Linked DNA regions of Homo sapiens: region 1 is linked to region 2. The links are chromatin contacts, found by Hi-C or POLR2A ChIA-PET in ENCODE. All regions are on one chromosome and are shown on one strand. Each heading gives the region's core, a stretch centred on a gene start or an enhancer-like site at or near the end of the contact. The rest is flanking DNA. Distances are from core to core; before and after follow the strand shown. Region 1 has its middle 60 kb from the start of CACNG4. Region 2 has its middle 29 kb from the start of PRKCA.

Region 1 (3,348 bases), core at 849-3,348, 630 kb after region 2:
ATAAGATTCTTAGCCAGTGCCCAGCACAGAGTAAGAGTAAAGTAAATGTCAGCTAATACCTTCACAGTTCTTGAAAGGTCTGTGTCTCAACAGAGGAGTTTCTTTCATCACAGACCAAGCCAAGGACTAACAGTTTGTGTAATCGGCAAATTATTAAGAAGCAACATGCTGGGGCTGGGAACTCGAGATGAAGATGGAGATGCAGTTGGAGCAGGGTGGGTGTATTAGCCTGTTTTCATACTGCTATAAAGAACTGCCCGAGACTAGGTAATTTATAAAGGAAAGAGGTCTAATTGACTCACAGTTCAGCATGGCTGGGGAGGCCTCAGGAAACCTACAGTCATGGTGGAAGGCAAAGGGGAAGCAAGGCACCTTCTTCACAAGGCGGGCAGAAAGGAGAAGTGCCGAGCGAGGGGGAAGAGCCCCTTATAAAACCATCATATCTCGCGAGAATTCACTCACTATCAGAGAACAGCATGGGGGAAACCACCCCCATGATTCAATTGCCTCCACCTGGTCTCTCCCTTGACAGGTGAGGATTATGGGGATTACAATTCAAGATGAGATTTGAGTGGGGACATAAAGCCTAATCACATCAAGGCTTTCAGGCTGCAGAATGGGAAGCTGGAAAGGAAATCCAGAATCCAGCAGGACGCTTTGACTCAAAGAACTGAGCAAGAGCAGAGACTAAGCAGAGGCCATAGGGTGGATAGATGGATGGTGGAGGGGAGTCAGGAAAGGTTCTGGAGCTGGCAGGCGTGGAGCAGAGGGCAGGGATGGCATGAAGCAGCGTCACCTGCCTCTGCCCACTCAGAACACAGAAGCCCCGCCCGCCGATTCCTGGTGTCCTCAAAAGGCAGAGGGAGGCAATGGCAGCATTCATGGCCAGGCTCAGAGGCCACACCCTAGGGAGTCTGGGGAGAGGGGGAATCATCCCCGGGACAATCTTGGCCCAGCTCCTGGGGGCAGCAGTGAGGGCAGAGGGGAGGGATGCAAGTCGGCCGGCATGGACCCACACATAGACGCCTTGACAGAAAGAGAGGCCATTCCTACATTGCTTCTTGGTTGAAGTCATTGGTACGTGCTCTATGAGAGAAGGGGATTTCCTCTGGGAGAGGAGCCTGCAATGGACTGAATGTGAATGTCCCTGCAATATTCCTGTGTTGAAATCCTAACCCCTGGTGTGACAGTGTTAGGAGATGGAGCCTTTAGCAGGCAACTGGGTCACGAATGGGGTTACTGCCCTTATTAAAGCGACCCCAAAGATGGACCCCTCTTTCCATCAAGTGGGAATACAAAGAGAAGCCAGCCGTCTTTAGCCCGAAAGAGGGCCCTTAGCAGCCCCGGACCACGTAGGCACCCTGATCTCAGACTTCCAGCCTCCAAAACTGCGAGAAACAATGTCTGTTGTTTAGATACCACCCAGACTATGGTACTGTGTTGCAGCAGTGCCAGAGGACTAACAGAAGCCCCAAAGATGATTAAAATTAACCAAAGATAATTAAAATTAAATCGATTTTTTTAAAAGAAGAAACACCAAAAACCCACTGCAGTTCAAACACACTTACCTGGACAGAAAATTTTTAGGGAAAAAAAAAGATAGCTGCAATACACACACACACACACACACACACACACACACACACACACCCCAAATGCCAAGCTTCTGAATGCAGAGCAGGTGTGTCCCACCGGGAGGACATTGCCATCAGGAGGCTCTGGCTGATAATTAAGCTACAAACATGTACAGAGGCATGGCTGTAGCCAGAGAACATTGTAGATCATTAGGAAATTTCACCTTCTCTAGCTAAGGAGAAGAAAAATGTGGAGAATCTAGCAATCGCCTCCAAAAGCTTTCGCTTAGTGCCAGTACAATCTAAGAACAAGGAAGGGGTCAGAGAAGGGCCATGACAGAAGGAGAGGCCAGGAGGGGGCAGGCCCCGGGCACAGGGTTTGAGCCCCTGTGTCTGGGACTGTGGGAGAGGACTCGCTGATAGCAAGTTACTGCTGGCAGAGTTCCCATTTTTTCAGCTCTTGCCCCTGGATCTGGGAATGTGCTGCTCACTTCCTGTAGTCTTTCTGCCTTTGAGAATGAATTTCTAAACAGTAAAGATCCAGCTCTATGAATTCACCAGCCATGACTTCAAAACAAGTTTCCCGACTTCAGAGAGGCACACCTGTCATTGACTTGGGGGGCCATTTAGGGAATCAAGTGCCCCTCACTAGGGCCCAGCTGGTTGGCATGGAAACCCTCAGTGCACAGATGCAGGCTCTGGCAGGTTCTGGCATATTCTGGGGCAGAGCAAACTCCCCCGCTGTTCTGATGCAGCCCATCTTGGCGCCCTGGAGCCTGTCCATGGCTAAAAGCCAAACCACGTCAACGTTGAGATATTTTCCACCAGCACGTTATCACTCAACAAATAATGGGAATGCTAGACATTGAGTAAATAAATACGAATTTGAACAGGGGACCTAAAGGGTTTGCTGACCAGTGGGGTCTGTGGTCAGGGAAGGCTTCCCTGAGGAAATGATGCTTAAGCCCAGTCCTGGATGAATGAGTGAGGGCTCCCCAAGGAAAGGTCTTGGACAGAGGATTTCATGGGACTGTCATGGGAAAGGCTCTGAGGTGGGCTTGAGAAACTAAGAGGAGCCCAGGATAGCAAGCAGGAGAGTGGAAGAACATAAGGGGTGGAGGCTATGGTTGGGGTGAAAATGCAGGCGATAACTGTTGTGCCCGTTACTTGGCATTTTTTAAAGGGGGCAGGGGTGATGAGCACGGTTTTTCATAAAAACAGTCAACTCCTGCCAGGTGTGGTGGCTCACACCTGTAATCCCAGCGCTTTGGGAGGGCGAGGCAGGCAGATCACCTAAGGTCGGGAGTTCGAGACCAGCCTGGCCAGCATGGTGAAACCCCGTCTCTACTAAAAATACAAAAATTAGCCAGGGATGGTGGCAGTTGCCTGTAATCCCAGCTACTTGGGAAGCTGAGGCAAGAGAATGGTTTGAACCCAGGAGGCGGAGGTTGCAGTGAGTCAAGATCGCACCATTGCACTCCAGCCTGGGCGACAGAGTGAGACTCTGTCTCAAAGAAAACAACAACAACAACAACAAAAACGGTCAACTCCAAACTTCTCCCAATCCAGACAGACCAGTTCACAAGGGCCTAATGTCTTTCTCTACCAGGTAGAGAACGGCCTGATGAAACAGTGGCTATTTTCCCCAACTGCTTACATGAGAACACAGAGTCTTGGAGAATCCAAATAACTTGCCCCAAACCAGGAGGCCAACATGTGAAGGATCCTCAGATTTGGAATAAGATTTGTCTGACCTAATTTCCGTCCTGGCACA
Region 2 (3,089 bases), core at 39-2,538:
TTAAGAGTAACTGTGAGATTCATTCTATATTGTTCATCAGATGGTCCCCAACAGGATGGATGGAGCTCCAGTGTCCACACTGAGAAGCTCAGCAAGACAGCCTTCATTGTTGCCACCTCCTTTTACATCTCACTTTCCTCACTCCTACAGCCTTGCTCCCTAGGATGACTCCCAAAATAAACTCCCGACACCCATGCCCTTGCCTGTTGTTCTGCTTTCAGGCAATCCAAATGAAGATATGAAAGTTCGGCCAGGCACGGTGGCTCATGCCTGTAAACCCAGCACTTTGGGAGGCCAAGGGAGGCAGATCACTTGAAGTCAGGAGTTCGAGACCAGCCTGGCCAACATGGTGAAACCCCGTCTCTAATAAAAATACAAAAAAATTAACCAGGCATGGTGGTAGGCACCTATAATCCCAGCTACTCAGGAGGCTGAGGCAGGAGAATTGCTTGCACCCAGGAGGCGGAGGTTGCAGTGAGCCGAGTTTGTGCCACTGTACTCCAGCCTGGATGACGGAGTGAGAACCTGCCTCAAAAAAAAAAAAAAAAAAAAAAAAAACAAAAAGATATGAAAGTGCATAAGAGTTCAGGCCTGTTCGTGTTCCTGTTCTTCACGTGTCAGAGGCAAGAAGCATGAGGCCTCTTCACCTTCCATAAAGGGAGATGGCGCCCACTGCACAAGGTGTCTGATGTAAACTAAGAAAAACCAAATAACAACAGCAACCAAAAAAAGGTGAAAGTCACAAGGTGATCCCAACGGGTGGAGGAAGAGGACTAGCATGTTAGATGCATATGATGCTAACAGGGGCCCTGTATGCATTATTCTGTTTAATTCCCACAACAGCCCGGAGAGGTTGATAATTTGCCTGGGGTTATCCCAGAAGTGAAGGAGCCCAGATCAGCAGCCAGGTTCCTCCGATTCCAGTGGCTGTCCTCTGTCACCTCTCCCCACCCTCTGGTCAGTGCTCTTCACAGCAAACTGGTAATTTCCTAACTGCCTTTAAGTGAAAGTATCTTTTTGGCTCCACATTCTACTGCAAAGGAAGCCAGATGCTATTTTTCAGTCCTGTGAACTTTCCATTTCTGGCAGGTGGCTGGCTCTCCTTTTCCCTGGATAGAATGTAATTTCCATTTGCTTTCCAGCAATCTTATTGATTGAACATGCTTCCAAATTTTTTCATCTTTGACACGTTTCTTACAATGTAATTTTACAGGGCAGGAATCATCCTTGTTGAAGAGGAGAGTCCAAGACGGGGCGGCATTCTTGTGTAATGAGTTGCTTTAGCTTTTTCTTTTTTTCTTTTTCTTTTTTTTTTTTTTTTGGCTAAAACTAAGAATGTGTCAGTGGCAAACACTAAAAATCCACCCCCATTTACTTCTTGTGGCTGTTCCTGAGGGATGTCAGTGATAAAGTCACCCAACTTACAAACTTTACAGTGAGTCACTCATCCCATTAAAGGCCCTTGAGATGTACGATAACAGCAAAAAAAAACCCCACCTTTCCAGAAGGATATCATAACAATTAGAAAATCAGTCATGATGGCAGTGAACCTCAATGTTCTGATCCACAAAATAAGGCTTTGGTGAAGAATAAATGAAATTACATTTGTGAAAATTTTGCAGTGTGAGCTTTTATTACTCGTATCTTTACAAAGAACATAATAGATACTGCTACATTTTTGCAAAGCAAGCTGACATCTGGAGTATGAAACAATCATTAATAATTATCTGTGCTGGTCAGGCATGGTGGATCAAGGTTGTAATCCCAGCACCTTGGGAGGCCAAGGCAGGGGGATTGCTTGAGGCCAGGAGTTTGAGACCAGCCTGGCCAACATAGTGAGACTCCATTTATATAAAAAAATTAAAAATCAGCCAGGTGTTGTGCCACACACCTAAATTCCTAGCTACACTGGAGGTTAAGACAGGAGGGTTGCTTGAGCCCAGTAATTCAAGGCTATAGTGAGCTATGATTATGCCACTGCACTCTAGCCTGGGAGACAGAGATAGAGCCTGTCTCTCAAAACAAAACGAAAACAAAACAACAACAACAAAAAGCTGGGCACAGTGGCTCATGCCTGCAACCCCAGCACCTTGAGAGGCCAAGGCAGAAGGACTGCTTGAGTCCAGGAGTTCTAGACCAGCTGGACAATGTACCAAGACCCCCATCTCTTTAAAAAGTGTAGCTGGGCCTGGGTGGTACATAACTGTAGTCCCAGCTACTCAAGAGGCTGAGGTGGCAGGATCCCTTGTGCCCAGAAGTTGGAGGATGCAGTGAGCTGTGATAGCTACACACTCCAGCCTAGGTGACAGTGACAGAGCAAGATCCTGTGTCTAAACAAGAAAAAGAAACGGTATCTGTGCAAAAAAAAAAAAAGTATTCAAAAGTCTAAACCTTGTGTTAGAGACAGCCATTGCACAAACAAGAAGAAAGGGAATTCATTAGACCATGCATAAGTATCAGAAAGAGCCTGAATGTTTTTTTAAATCATTATTATTTACAATTTTTTTTTTTTTTTTTGAGACGGAGTCTTGCTCTGTCACCCAGGCTGGAGTGCAGTGACGCGATCTCGGCTCATTGCAAGCTCTGCCTCCCGGGTTCACGCCATTCTCCTGCCTCAGCCTCCCAAGCAGCTGGGACTACAGGTGCCCGTCACCGCGCCTGGCTAATTTTTTGTATTTTTAGTAGAGACGGGGTTTCACTGCATTAGCCAGGATGGTCTTGATCTCCTGACCTCGTGATCTGCCCGTCTCGGCCTCCCAAAGTGCTGGGATTACAGGCGTGAGCAACTGCGCCTGGCCTATTTACAAAAATTTTTTAGAGACAGAGTCTTGCTCCATCATCCGGCTGCAGCCTGGACTTCCTGGGCTCTGACAATCCTCCTACCTCAGCCTCCTGAGTAGTTAGTATTACAGGCATAGGCAACCATGCCCAGCTAATTATTTTTAAAGTGTTTTGTAGAGGCAGGGTCTCACTATGTTGCCCAGGCTGGCCTCAAATTCTAGACCTCACCTGGCATGGTGGCTCACGCCTGTAATCCCAACACTTTGGGAGGCCAAGGCAGGATTGCTTAAGCCTAGGAGTTCTCCAAC

What was found. Hi-C counts contacts between places; a loop is a spot of excess contacts on that map. ChIA-PET counts read pairs that join two places held with the same protein, here RNA polymerase II (POLR2A). Pooled maps may share reads with other maps.
Region 1: a loop to region 2 is called in a map of mammary epithelial cell, with 4 times the contacts of the local background. The contact joins two enhancer-like sites. A Hi-C loop is called at or near these places in 1 of 168 maps with a recorded cell type or tissue (mammary epithelial cell) and 2 of 50 pooled maps. POLR2A ChIA-PET finds 5 or more read pairs at or near these places in 1 of 52 experiments (A673).

Annotation. Positions count from the first base shown.
Region 1 is chr17:66,903,098-66,906,445 of GRCh38, forward strand. No RefSeq gene overlaps it. Among named protein-coding and RNA genes, the nearest start is that of CACNG4, 60 kb to the right of the region's middle. Within about 2 kb of position 2,099, at least 15 of the 41 ENCODE cell types and tissues checked have a DNase peak (open chromatin) inside an H3K27ac peak, as active enhancers do.
Region 2 is chr17:66,271,888-66,274,976 of GRCh38, forward strand. No RefSeq gene overlaps it. Among named protein-coding and RNA genes, the nearest start is that of PRKCA, 29 kb to the right of the region's middle. Within about 2 kb of position 1,289, at least 5 of the 41 ENCODE cell types and tissues checked have a DNase peak (open chromatin) inside an H3K27ac peak, as active enhancers do.